Linked DNA regions of Mus musculus: region 1 is linked to region 2. Evidence: chromatin contacts called from ENCODE Hi-C or POLR2A ChIA-PET data. All regions are on one chromosome and are shown on one strand. Each heading gives the region's core, a stretch centred on a gene start or an enhancer-like site at or near the end of the contact. The rest is flanking DNA. Distances are from core to core; before and after follow the strand shown. Region 1 overlaps Tmigd3 (transmembrane and immunoglobulin domain containing 3). Region 2 has its middle 8.2 kb from the start of Ddx20.

Region 1 (6,873 bases), core at 3,008-5,507, 200 kb before region 2:
TGGCTTTCAGGGAGCAAGTGGCGGAGCTGGGATCTGAACCTGCATTAGTTACTTCTCAGATTTCTTTGACAAAATCTTGAACAAAGGTAACTTAAAGAAGGGAGGGAGGGAGGGAGGGAGGGAGGGAGGGAGGGAGGGAGGGAGGGAGGGAGGACAGTTACAGTCAACTACGATGGGTAAAGGCCAGAATCTGAGTCAACTATCTTAGCCCTTTCCAGTGAATCACACAAGAATAGGCCAACACCAATTATACCAAACATAAACTGTGACTGGGCAGAAGCTCTTCAGTGTGGAAGGGTGTGCATGATCCATGGGTTGGGCCAGCTACTGAGAACTACTGAGAACAGGATTTTTTTTTTCTTTCTTTTTTGCCAGTTTTCTGGTTTCTGGTTCCTCCTCTTAGGCTGTGGAGTAATGGAGGGCAGCCTGCCAATCCTCCCTCAACCTTCTCCACCCCACACCCCTGCATCTAGTCCATGGGCAGACAGCATCAGGAAACCACATTACTTTACTTCCCGCTGAAGGGTTCCCCCAATAACTTTATTTCCCTCGGCTTTTCATTAAAGCTATTGTTATACAGAGTCTGTCTCAGCATTTCATCACGGTTAAAGATACTACATTGTTATTGCTTATACTGAAGGTTTAAGAGACCTATTTCCCCGAGGAGGTTCTAGGAAGGATGTTGCTCTTCTAATACCTCTCCTGCTCTGTTCATTAGCTTGGTGGCGTAGGTTGTTCCTGGGCAGCCAGGAGCTCAGAGTGGGTCAGCACAAGCCAGGCTTGTCTCAGCAAAAAAAAGACTTTTCTAGAAAAGCTGCACGCATTGTCTCAACTTCAGGCTTCTAGTATCCTTTTTTAAATTATTTTTTTATTTTTATGTGTGTGCACACACTTGTGTGAAGGTGGCATAGAGACCAGAAGTCATCATCACTTGCATGCAGCTGGAGTTACAAGGCACTCAGAACCACCTGGTGTGAGTGCTGGTAACTGACATCAGGTCCTCTCAGAGAGTAGTGTCTCAGCGTTTCTATTGCTGTGAAGAGACACCATGACCACGGTAACTCTTTTTTGTTTTTTTAAATGTATTTATTTATTTTATATTTGTGAGTACACTGTAGCTTTACAGATGGTTGTGAGCCTTCATGTGGTTGTTGGGAATTGAACTTTTTAGGACCTCTGCTCGCTCCAGTCAACTTTGGTCACTCAGTCCCTGCTTGCTCCAGCCCAAAGATTTATTATTATACATAAGTACACAGTAGCTGTCTTCAGACACACCAGAAGAGGGCATCGGATCCCATTACAGATAGCTGTGAGCCACCGTGTGGTTGTTGGGATTTGAACTCAGGACCTTCGGAAGAGCAGTCAGTGCTCTTACCCTCTGAGCCATCTTACCAGCCTTATAAGCAACTCTTATAAGGAAAACATTTTACTGAGCAGGCTTACAGTTCAGAGGTTTTATCCATTATCATCATGGTAGGAAGCATGGTGGCACGTAGACAGACATAGTGCTGGAACAGTAACTGAGAATTCTACATCTAGATCAGCAGGCAGCAGGAAGAGACCATAAGCCACTAAACCTGGCTTGAGCTTCTGAGACAGTGACAGTTCCTCCAACAAGGCCACACCTCCTAATACTGCAACTCCCCTATGAACCTAAGGGAGCCATTTTTATTCAAACCATCACAAGTTGCCATTGCTCTTGTTTGTTTGTTTGTTTTAAAGATTTATTTATTATTATATGTAAGTACACTGTGTTTTTGTCTTCAGACACACCAGAAGAGGGCACTGGATCCCATTATAGATGGTTGTGAGCCACCATGTGGTTGCTGGGAATAGAACTGAGGACCTCTGGTAGAGGAGTCAGTGCTCTTAGCCGCTGAGCCATCTCTCCAGTCCGTGGCAAATGCTCTTAACCACTGAGTCAAATCTCCAGCCCTGGCTCCTGGTATCTTAGTTGTCATGCTCTGTTCTTTTATTATGAGCACATGCTTTTGGGAAGACTGCAAGTCACAAATAACGAGCACATAGAAGGAACTTTGGTGTTGCTTCCCATTCACCCATAGGGATTTGTGTAATTCTAAAAATAAAATACCCAGCCAGATGCATGCTTGGAATCCCAGAAGTTGGGAGGCTGAGGCAGCTTGATCTCTGTGAATTCAAAGCCAGAGCAGACTGCCAAGGTTACAAAGTGAGACCCTGTCTCTAGAAACAAGAAACAAAACATGGCAAAGCTGTCATTTTAATTGAGTATCTTGGAGAGGACTCAATAACAGAGCTTGGGGCACTGATGCCCAGAAGTATCCGGGATGGTGCCACCCACGGCACAGGCAGAACCCACTTACCATTGTATGTACAATCAACTCCCAAGAAGGATCAAAGGCGCTGGTGGGCAGCCAGTGGCCCCTCCCTCACTATGGATTCCATTTCAGCTTATGCTATCCTCTCTTTGAGCACTTTTATGCTACTTTGGAGTTAAATTGTTTCTCCCACTTCCTATTCAACTTTGGACCTCCAGGAGCCTCTTATAACACCTGGCAACATGGGAGACCTGTTTTATGTTGGAGCTGAATGCATATATTATTCCCAGGTCTGTCCCCACCCTACCCCCACACACATCCCACCCCAGCCCAAGAGGGTGCTAACCATGTCACTGTGTTGGGCAGAAGCTGAGAGGAACGAGAGGGTCCATTTTTTGTTTCTTTGTTGCATCTTTTCCCTGCAGTCTTTTGGGGTTATGTTACTCAGTCTGGTTAAGAGGCCCTTAGAGAGAATGCCTTACAAGACAGTTTGTGGCTTCTCTATGCTTGTTTACCACCACACGTCCATTCTCTCTTCAGTGTGATTTGTCTAATCTGATGCCATGGGCACCCTGTTTTCTGTGTTCCATGATCAGAGCTCTGTCATTTGTTCTTGGCCCTGTTCTTCTTGCTTTTTCTGTAGGGCTTAGAACTGTTCCTGGTGTTACACTCATCACTTTTCTTGTCCCAAATCAACATTCACAGTGAGATTTTAGAGCACAAGTGTGCTAGAAGTGGAATTGAACATGAGAGGAAACTGGTGCCCAAAGTGACTGGTTTGAGGTCAAAACCGGCTAGCCAGAACATTTAGCTCCTTGTTTATTCTGGTGCCCACCTCGCTGAGCCCACAGATGAACACCCTAGGACCACCCAACCAGACAGTGATCCACTGCATGTATGTGTCATGGCCAGTCTCCCTGCCCTGTCCATCCAGGTTGATGTGCCAGCCAGTCATATCACCTCTTACTGGAAGTTACCTTCCAGACCTTCAGCACTCAAACCTGTGCCAGAGTTCTCTGCCTCGGTGAGATTCCCGCATCGAACCACCTCCTGTCCCACTCCATGTACACACAGGGCTTCTGCCTCCAGGTGTCAGGCCTGTCCCACTGCATTTATGCCCTGAGGCCCAGCCCCGGGGAAGAAATCAAAATGGGCTGGCTGCCAGCGAGTGACTCAGACGTTGAACATGCCACGTCCTTCTTGCTTTGTGAGCTTTGTTTCTAAGCGGATAACCTTGGCCACATTGCCCAATCTCCCATGTCTTTAATTCCTCTTTGGTGAAGGAGGAAGATTATTCTTTGGGACCTGAAAGAAGTAAAAAACACCCAACATCTGGGGCAGGGTCTGGACCACTCTTAGAGTCCTGCACCCATGCTCTTCCTGTGGGCCTCATGGGCACCGGGCCAGTGACTCCTCATGAGGTGCTTGCTGGTTACTGAACCAACAGGAAGCGTCTCTATACCCACAGACCCTCTGTGAACCGTGAACTGCAGGCTGGCTGTGCCCCTGAGGTTGGAATGGTCTAGATGTGGCTTTCCTTGGCACCTTTCTCTCGTCTTTTGTTGAAGAAGCTTTTTGCTCCAAATCCTCTGTTGGTTTTCTGAGCTTCAGAAACTGGACTCACCCGAAGGCGATGGCAGGACGGCGATGACGTCTTCTCCTATCTTCTCTACTTGCCAGGAAGTGAGTGGCTTGACCGCATGAAGAAGCTTGTGCCAGGGTTCAGCTATGAGACCGCCCCCCTTCGTGAGCCCAGGCAGAGGCCAGCCTGGGGGGTCTGACTGCAGGCAGTTCCTAGACAGGCAGGATGGAGCACCCGCAGCCACAGGGGCCTCTCCGTTGCTGCAGGTGAAGCCTGGCTATCTCAAGAGCCCGCCCTATTCAGAACCATAACCACAGTTTCTGTGTCTTACCTGTCACTCATTCTGGAGGGCGTGGCAGAGCACTTGGCACTTTTCAAGGCTATAAAAAGGCCACCTTCTGGGCAGGGTGTGAAGGTTGATGAATATTATGGTCACCTCCTGCCAAAACAGCTGCTTGACAGACATGAAACGCACGGCACACAATTTACGATTTAATGCGCAGCCTATTCATTTGTGTCTGCACTTGATCCTGAATACCAAACACTTTCTAACCTTTCATTAACCTTGGAATAGATCCTGACTGTGAAGGGCCAAGGAACCAGAATGACTCTCCAGTCATTCCCGGGCCTCCAGGAGAATGGCTCTTTCTGACCTGAACCCTCCAGGATGACTCAACTGACCCACTCTGGGCCCTGCCAGATGGAAGCCAGATAGATGTTGTTTTGGTGGCCCCGGCTGCAGCAGAGGCCAGCAGAAGTCTAGGTCACTGCAGATGGTCCAGTCTCTGGTCCTTTCCAGCCCCCACCCCATCTCTATCTAGTTCCCATGACTGGGGCCTTTTGTGTCATCCTGAGGTTGGCACTCTCTCACTTCCCGACAAGAATGCTGGCTGTTGTTTCTGAGCAAATGGAACGAATGACCAAAGAGAACCCCAAGCAATCTGCAAACTGGAAACATCTGCAGGAGGCGAGGGCAGCTGCTGGCTGGGTGGGGCTCCAAGGAACTGCCGGAAGGTCAGCCTAAGGGAAGGTTGCTCCAGAAACCTAAGTCCAAGCAGGGGGCGTGTCCTTCTGGGAGAGGGAAAGTCAGTTTTCTTTAAGGGCATGGCCCCTGGAAGGTCAATCACACTACTGTGGGTGGATCCACACCCACTAATATATGGACATCGAGAACGGGTTATAAAAATAATTTTTTAAAGGACATGAAGTTAGGAGGGGTTGGGGGTGGGCGTATTCTTGGGAGGAGTTAGGGGAGGAGTAGGGAGTGAACATGATCAAATATGTTGTGTGTAAGGGTGTGTGTGAATGTATGTGACTGTATGAGTATATGAGTTTCTCTGTGTGAGTATGTGTCTGTGAGGGTATGTGACTATGTGAGTATGTGTATGTGAGTGTAAGTGTGTGTGATCCTCAAAGGATTAATAAACATTTTTAAAGGGTTACTTCACGACCCTCCTCACCTTCCACTTACAGAACTCCTTGCCTGGCCCTAACCAAGTCAAGGAGCTATGCTGTTGTTCTCCTAAATACCATTTAGATGTTAGATGTGGCAAAGCCGAAGTGGCTCTCATTTCACAGACCCAAAGAGGAAGCAGGTGCGATGACTGCCCTACCCACGGCAAGTAAGGGAGGGCGCAGGTAGGAGGGATGCATGGTCACGCACACACAACACCACATCACCTTCCGTAAAGGCTAAGTAGCTCGCCAGAGGCTTGGATAGCAGCTGCTGGAGTCAGGTGACACAAGGCCTGGAGCAGATCAACAATCCAGCTGCTGCTTTGAGAGCTGGATTTTCCTCACTTCTGCAGTAGCTGAGGTTGAGCGTCAGAAGCTTGGGCCCAACAGAAAGGTCGTGCAGAGCCAGCTCTTCGTCTGCAGGGGGAAATCTCAAAAACCCAACTATTTCTTGACATGGACTCTGAAGTGGAAAGAATTTTCTAAGCGTCACATGGGAGTTACTGTGGAAAGACACAGACTAGCTTATTTTGCCTGACTACACAAGGGCTACTCAACCAAGACTTCTACCTTCTGTGAGACCTGATCTGTGTTCTCTTGGGTCTTGGCAAGGAAGTACTAATTTCTAAACTATTCCCTCCCAGGCTTCAGCCTGCATGTATGATATGAGAGAGAGAGAGAGAGAGAGAGAGAGAGAGAGAGAGAGATCTTTGAAATCAGAAGAGGGTGTGGCTCTGTGTGATCCCTGATTAGAGCTGGGGACCATAGCAATCTCCTGAGAAGACTAAGGAGGGCCCTTCCGGGAGGTAACCAGAGGTTGAACGAGAAACCACAGACATGCATTATCGCAGGCAGCCATTGGGCACCAGCTGCACTTCAGGGCCTCCACCATATACTGAAGACAAGAGGAAGTGAGAGGGATCAACAGGAACTCGGTTGAGGCCGTCCCCCACCCCCAGGAGCTACCGAGATCTCCACTCGCCTCCTTTGATATGTACGGTGAAGAGACTGACTGGGACAGGTTGCTGATTCATCAGCACACAGTCTGAGGATGCTAGAAGTGCACCTAGCCAGACATCCTATCCTCCCCAGGAACTCAGAGAGACCTCGGAGACCACAGAGGGCAGCCCAGCCTGGTTCCAGAAAGGGGAGCTCTTCGGAGGACAGACCATTTGAGGACACAGTAGCACCCCTGTATTTATCTGGATACTACGGATCCGGTCAGAGGATTCCGAAGTGGATGCTGTGTGCTACCTACACACTCTGAGACTAAGCCTTAGGCCTGAAGCTGGGACTCCTCCACACTGTCCTGTCACGAGTCCATTGGGGGGTGGAGGGATTGCGTTCAGCCTGACCGAGTCGGCACCATTGGGCTCCCCACTCAGCCTTTGCCATTTGCCCATACAAAAACAGCTCTCACCTCCCACAGCCTGACAGGCTGTGCCAGAATAGGACTACCAAGGAAGCAGAGGACACAAGCCAAAAGGAAGTCACAAAGATCAGCTTAAAAATAACCCTCTCTTGTCTATCATGAGGAGG
Region 2 (7,361 bases), core at 2,346-4,845:
ACCAGCTGTAAGCAAGCACCAGGGGCTGCCAGCCTGCCAGAGAGACACTTGTTAGCAAGAGATTAAGGGAGGCTATCTGCTTCTCCTGAGGCTATGAGGTAAGCAGAAAATGAGGTCACTTCTCAGGTTTGGCCGCTAATAGGCTGGCTCCTAAGCCTCCTCTGGTGTCTTGTGGGGTCAGAGGACTGTGCTAGCACTAATCATTTGTCAATTTAGGGTATAGTAGAGATGTCAACCAGGACACCCTGAAAGGAGCCAGAGCCAAAGATGACAGCTGGACAGGCAGGACTCTCTTCCTAGAGTCTGCAGTAAATACCACCAGCCATGCTCTGTACCAAGAGACTTGGGTTCCCAGATAGGAAAGGCAGAAGGCCAAGAAATAGCATCACCCTTAACAAATGGGAATGCACAGCAAAGCATCGGAGCTGGGCACACTCAGGAGTTGAACACTGGGAAGTTTGACTGCCTCATTCCCAACCCTGGGCAGACTTTCTTTGTTGTGATCATTCCCCATAAACCATCATCAGAAAAAGAAGGGGGCAATGGAGAATGAATAACGAATCTCCTAAAGAGCCTTTTGTGTCTCTGCATGGAGAGTTTGGAAAATAGCTTGGTTGGAGATTTCTGATGTACAATGTAGAATTTTGGAATCACAGAGGACCTTATTAAAAAAAATCAAGGCTTGTGAGTTCATGGGAATACTGGAAAAGATGATAAACAGGCTTGAGTCTCTTCTGTGCCACTGGAAACACTCCTGACTTTACATGTATAGAAGGCTTTCCTTGTGTCAGGCCCAGAATTCAGAGATGTATGTGCCCCCAGTTCTCTGCAGATGACAGAGGGAATACATGAGTTGGTGACACCTGCCTCAGGCCACACCCAGGGGGATGCTAGATACACCCACCGGCACTGGCTATGATGACAGATCTACCCTATCAGCCATTCTACTCACTGTGTGGCCTTGAACTGATAAGGCAACTTCTCTGGGTCTCAGTTTTGTCCTCTATGATTGCCACAGTTCTAAACATTCTTAGCACTCTGCATTTCCTGACTAAGCCCATATTTTTACAAGTCAAGAAAGTGAGGGACAGAGTGTTAGTTATCTGCCCTAGGTCACCAAGGTGCTAAGGATAGAATTAGCACAGGAGCCAGGGCCAATGATCTGTGACCCCTGTCCCCAAAAAGGACCTCCTTCCCTTCTATCCTCCCCTGCCGGGTGTTTCTAGAGCAGGGCTTCTTAACCTGTGGGTCATGACCTCTTTGGAAGTCACATATCAGATATCATGCCTATCAGATATTTACAGTATGATTTGTAACAGAAGCAAAATTGCAGTTATGAAGTAGCAACAAAATAATCTTAAGGTTGGGGGTCACCACAGCATGAGCAACTGTATTAACAGGTTGCAGCGTTAGGAAGGCTGTGAATCACTGTCTTAGAGGACTCTAATTCCTTCCCTTGGAAGAGTCCTGTTCAATGTTTTTAGATAGGTTGGTGCTGTTGGGGTTGAGAGTGGTCAATCGTAACCCAAAGGATGAGTTTAATTGGCCAGTGGTATTTGTCTTAGTATCCACAACCTGTCTGGATACTGTTAGGCTTTTCCACGTTGTGAACAGTGACATGAAATGAGCTCAATGTAGGCCTGCTGTGGCATTCATACACTCCCCTTGACGGTGTTTCTTGTTGTTTGTCTTCTATGATGGCTACTTGGTGTCAGTTTGACATAAGCTTAGGTTATCTGGGAGGAAGAAACTTTCAATTGAGAAAATGCCTTCATCAGATTAGCCTGTATGCAGATCTGTGAGGCCTTCAAACGATTAATGGTTGATTTTCAGGGGGGACAGGCAATTGTGGGCCATGCCACCTTTGGGCAGGTGGTCCTGGGTTGTATGAGCAAGAAGTTCAAGCGAGCCATGAAGAGCCAGCCTGTAACCTGTTTCCATTCCTGCCTCCAGGGTTCTCCCTGAAGTTCCTGCACTGACTCTCTTCTAAGACAGAATGAAAACTGAAAGCCAAATAAATTCTTTCCTCCCGAGGTTGCTTTGGTCGTAATTTCTACCACAGCAACAGAAAGAAAACTAGGACATCTTGTCTAAGCACATCTGCCACCTCCACTGTGTCTAGAGGCTGCTCATTAACTAGTGTGCAGCCTGGGGTAGGTAATGAGCGTGCCAGAGTAGCAAGGTGTGACAAGGTCCCAGCTGTGCTCACTGATTGGTGTTCACCACCTTGACCAGAATTCCCATCCCAGTGCTCCCCGCTGAAGAAGAGATTGGAAGGGGTAATGTGTCAATAGCGTCATTGGTGTGTATCTGGGGTGAGAACAAGGGCCTGCCTGCGGATGAGGCACTGCTCTATTCACGACGGCCGTTCTGCCTGTACGCATGTGTGAGAGTCTCCGTGCGGCTCTGACACCGAAGGAGCTCACACCTACCAGTGAGTGGAAAATTAGTTTTGGCAGGTGAGGAACTGGGTGACAGGTGAGGAAGCCAGCAGGGTATCACTGCTGGCCTCCCCCTCCTCTTGCTGATTGCTGGGGTTGCTAACAATATCTTCCCACCTCACCTCCTGCCCTTAATTACAATTAGATTGAGTGGAAATGACGTGGAAGGGCTCCGGCATGCGGGTAGCTGAGAGGAAGATGCTGGAGTGGAATCCTGATCTTTGGAAGCTAGCCATGTGTTTTGCAAGTAGGCTGCACGAGGCCATTTGGGAAGTGGCGTTTTCCTGATGGCCCAATAGGCAAGCCATCCAGTTTAGGTCCTAGTGGGTGGGAGAAAAGGCTAATCTCTGGAGACTAAATCCGAGGAAATTCTGCCATATACTACAAAACTAGAGGCAGTGTGTGCCAGAACTAGGAAGCAACAAACCCAGGTTCCTGGACGGACTGTAGGTCAGTTCTGCAGTCTTTGCTGCCTTGGTTTCTCTAGCAGCAAAGTGAAGCTGGCAAGCCTACTGCGGCTTGCCTGTCATGGAGGCAAAGTTATGTGAAGGCCCTTTGAAATGTCAAAAGAAATGTTCTAAATGTGCATACGGCCTCAGTGCTAGGGGAGTTTGCCAAGCCTCCTGGGAGGCAGCCGTCTGCCTCTGCATCAGTTTCCACAGCCTGTGCTCAGACAGGTCCTTAAGCATCGCACATCTATAAATCCCATCGCCTCTCTCCAGTCAGCAAATAAGGGAAACGGGCAGGCTGATGCTCTGCCTCTGTCTGATCTTCTTACCAGTGCCCGCCCCGCCCTACCAGAGGCGACGATCCCGCTGCCCCCCTCCTCTTCTCTGAGCCTGTCAGTTTAATTTAACAAGGTTGCAGGAGAAGGTTGATTTAATCAAACCAGTTGCTGTATCCCTCTCAGAGGTCCTTCAGTGTCACCACTGAGGCTCAGATTAGACAGCGACAATGGTTTCCTTTCTGGCTATTGCCTCTCCCTCCCTCCCTTTCCCTGGAGGGAGCAAGGGGGCAGACCAATCTGCTGGGACCTAAGAATAGATGCAGGAGGATCAGAGGAGGCAACCGGGCTCTGGCCCCAGAAAGCCCCTCTCCGCGCCTTACATGGCCTTGTTTAAGGCTGAGCAACAGCCCAGAGGGTGGGGAGAGAACAAAATGTGAGCGAAGCTGCTTTGCAAAGGCTCAGGGCTGCCTGAGGACAGAGCTATGCTCGCTCTGATGGAAATATCTCCCTTACAGCAGGCAGACTGGAGTGGAAGGGTGGACAGGTGGCTGGGTGCTCTACCCAACCCCATCAACATTTGTGTCCAGGTTCTCAGGCTGGATTCTGAGATATTTGGGAGTGGAAGACATTGACAGTAGCAAGGTGAGGCTCCTTGCAGCTTGGTTACTGGGGCTCTGTTCTTGGCAAGAAAGCAGGAGCCCTACTTGAGCCAGGGCTTCCAAGGTTACTGTAGTGTGGAGTAATTGGTGAGGTAGTAGTGATCACAGTGTGCATGGGCATGCAAGTGCACGTGCGTGCGTGCGTGCGTGCGTGTGTGTGTGTGTGTGTGTGTGTGTGTGTGCTGATTGTAGTGGTGAAAGCGGCTGGAGGGCAAGGCAAAGGAGGTAGGAAAGCTGTCTCTGCTACAGAAAGTTTAGATTTCAAAATAAATCTTTCATGACATATGATCCTTTCATTTATCTCTCTTTCTAGGCTATAGGTGCTAAATACCTCCCCCCCCCACCTTCCCCATCCCCCCTCACCCCCCCCAGAAGCTCACAGAAGAAAAACAAAAGGCTTGAGAGGCCCCTTCACTGAGGATGGCGAAGTCCTTTGCTTTTTCTCATTTGTGTCATAGTCTTCCATTGACCCAGCAACCGACAGGTGCACCTGTCTCTAGGCCCCTCCAGGCTCATCTCTGAGCCATTTATCTCTCACTCAGATATCCAGCAGACCTCACAATGCATAGGAGACAAATATGATCAGCAGAAACCCTTCCTGACAGCTCCAAAGAGAATCCCTTCCAATGCATATTCTATTGAGCGCATCTCATAGTGGCTGACAGCCGCTTTATCAATTAAATTCCACATCCCAGCCTTTAGAGACGCCACAAATCTCCCTACCTAATAAATCACAGGCCCCCAGTTATTGTTAAATGTCCCATCAGTCTCTAATAAACTCCCTGCCAAAAGGGACAGGTTATTTATTATGCTGCTTGGACAAGAATGAATTGGGCCCCTTTCTCAGAAGAAGAGCAAACATTCTGCCTTCCTCTCTAAAGATTGGGGCAGTGGTGTTAAATGGGGCAATCAATCAACTCAGGCCTTGAGCAGAGGAGAATCTGGTACATGTATATGTGGTATATGTGGGAGGATTGCCTAGAGCTTTAGTCCCAAAGCCAGCCGTGTAAATTCCCATAGCCAGAGGTGGCTATTCAAACTGCAGGGGCTTAGACCTTTGGGGTAACCCATCCCCAGCTCCATTCTGAAGAAGTACTGATGATGCCATCGATGTGACCATGGGACACATGTCAAAAAGATTATTCTCCCTATTAGGAAATGACATCCGGGATTGAACTGGGTCATAGAACAGTTTGTGTCTAGAAGGCACATGATGCTTTTGGGGGATAAAGTTATTCTCCTCCACTGCACGTGAGCTGAAGAATAAGACAGAAAAAAGTAGAGAAGTCTGGGGAAAGAAGCTAGAAAAAACCTGCCTTGAGGTTCAGGGTAAGCAGCACGCAGACAGTGCTGGGACTTAGAAAGGAAGACCCAGGAGCCAGCAGGTATGCAAGCCAGGTGCAAAGTGGCCTGCCTGTTATCTGTCTCAACAGATACAAAGCTTAGTGATGCACCCAGACCTGCAAATTAAGTTCTAACCCCTCCAGTTTGCTGTGAGTCAAGTCCCATTTTCATTTCCAACTGTTTCTCTGCACTGTTACATAACACTACCCTCTCTAGACAAGCACGACACACTCACTTTATATTCCTTGTGGTGACAAACAAGGCGTTCTATAAGATGGAGCCGAAACATCCCTTCTAGCCTCATTTCCTGGAACTGCTGCCACCCCAGCCTCCGTTCACACTGAAGGACTTACCTTCTTTAAGCTACTGAGTTAAGTGCCTCATGTTGCTACACCCCTACACAGACTGTTCCATCACCCAGAATAGCTTCCCGCCTGCCTGCTAAGCTCTCCTGCCACCCCCACTGCCTGAGGAGGAGTTGCGGGAAGAAGCTTCATCCCACAGGAGTAGAGACTATCAGCCCCACCTCTCTCAGGGACACCAGCCTCAGCTCCAGCTCCAGGTACTGACGCCACCCCCTCAGTGCTGGGCTCAGGGAATGGGTCAAGTGCATAGTTTTTCTCAGGGCTTCATGTGTCCTTCAAAGCACTTGGCTCTTGGTGCAAGGATGAGAAGAACGGAGGAACAAGAAAGTCGCTGCTCTCTGAATACCCAAGGCTGTCTCCCTCAGTTTCTTAGAACTTCTCACTCCCACATGACAGCCGCACTCTGAGCAGCGGAGGACCTGAGAATGCCAACAGTGCAAATGATTTCGTACCAGCTTGTGCTGTGCTGCCTGCGTGTTTCATACTTGATCTTCTTCTCTGGCTGGTCTGCCAGCTTTTTTGGGACAGGCAGAAGTCGGAGTCTGGGTTTTGCTGCTAGGCAGGTCTAAGTATTCTGTAGTAATAGAGTCATTGATAACCTGTAGTTAGACAGACATGGATAGTTGAGGAAATATACGTATATTTCCCAGCAAGATGTCTCCGTGGGCAAAAGCGCTTGCTGCCAAGTCTGATGATCTGAATTCAATTTCCAGAACCCACATGATGAAGAGAAAGAAGTGATTCCTACAAATATAATTCCCAGACTTCCTTGAAGCCAGGTAGGACCCTCAGGTTCAGTTCTGATCAATGAAATGCCGAGCAGGAGTGTAGTAGCTTTTGGAGTACACCCTTTTTAAAAAGAGGGCTTTCTTGGGCTGAAGAGGTGGCTCAGCAGTTAAAAGCAACTGCCCTTTTAGAGGTCCCCAGCACTACATGGTGGCTCACAAATAATATATGACCATATTCCAGGACAGTGGTCACATATGTGGTGCATCCAAACATACATGTAAGCAGAACACTAGTAATCATAAAACAAAATAAATAAATGTAAAGGTGGGCACCTGCCATCATGACCTCTACTCTTTCTATTTTGACACGTCCTTCATCCTAATATCTGGAATGCAGACATGATGGCTGGAGCGAGAGCAATTATTTGGTTAGCAGGATAGAAGCTTGGGTGCACGTGAGCTTTGTGGACTTGTGCCACCATCTTACTTTTACCCAGGACTTAATTAGGGTAGAATGAACTTCCCAGAGACCAAAGTTTCTAACACAGTCTCATTTTTAATTAGTCCTAATTTTGACCCCTCAGTCGTCCCTAACTCTCCACACCTGGGTTAGCTGGTTATCCTTGACTTCCATAGCACCCTGTGCTTTCAGTGGAAATGACACCTGTTTGCCCTTGAGGTCATTGGCTCTAATTATCTTGTTCTGCTTTCCCACCTTCAGTATTTGCACACTTTGTAGGGCATGTTGAGAAGATTTGTATGGGTGAATGAAAAACTAAGCAGTGATTAATCCAAATACATTGCTGTTGGTTTGGGGGTCAAATGAGTGAAGGCAGCTTCAATAATTCAGTTTTCTTCTCTGCTTATCACATTCCCTCAATGATCCTTAAATGCTGGGGCAGCCTCCACACCAGCCTTCTTTAGCGTCCTTTAGAGATCCTTTCAGCCTCTCCCTTGGCTTAGAAGTAATTGACTTGAATCTTCATACCCATTCTGGGCCCGAGTCTCACTCTCACTCTCTTACTTCAGTTCACAGATGTCTCTTCCTCTAGTGGCTCCTAGAGAGTCTTTACTGGCATGTCATGAACAAAGTACCA

The links. A loop is a pair of places that touch in the nucleus more often than their neighbours do. ChIA-PET counts read pairs that join two places held with the same protein, here RNA polymerase II (POLR2A).
Region 1: a map of T-helper 1 cell shows a loop between it and region 2 (3-fold over the local background). The contact joins two enhancer-like sites. A Hi-C loop is called at or near these places in 26 of 37 maps with a recorded cell type or tissue (CH12.LX, CH12F3, Patski and 11 more). POLR2A ChIA-PET finds 5 or more read pairs at or near these places in 1 of 5 experiments (Patski).

Annotation. Positions count from the first base shown.
Region 1 is chr3:105,892,040-105,898,912 of GRCm38, reverse strand. All of the region lies in intron 1 of Tmigd3 (transmembrane and immunoglobulin domain containing 3), which reads right to left. Among named protein-coding and RNA genes, the nearest start is that of Adora3, 8.9 kb to the left of the region's middle. Within about 2 kb of position 4,257, at least 1 of the 3 ENCODE cell types and tissues checked has a DNase peak (open chromatin) inside an H3K27ac peak, as active enhancers do; it is heart, where a contact is called at or near this core.
Region 2 is chr3:105,692,090-105,699,450 of GRCm38, reverse strand. No RefSeq gene overlaps it. Among named protein-coding and RNA genes, the nearest start is that of Ddx20, 8.2 kb to the right of the region's middle. Within about 2 kb of position 3,595, at least 1 of the 3 ENCODE cell types and tissues checked has a DNase peak (open chromatin) inside an H3K27ac peak, as active enhancers do; it is heart, where a contact is called at or near this core.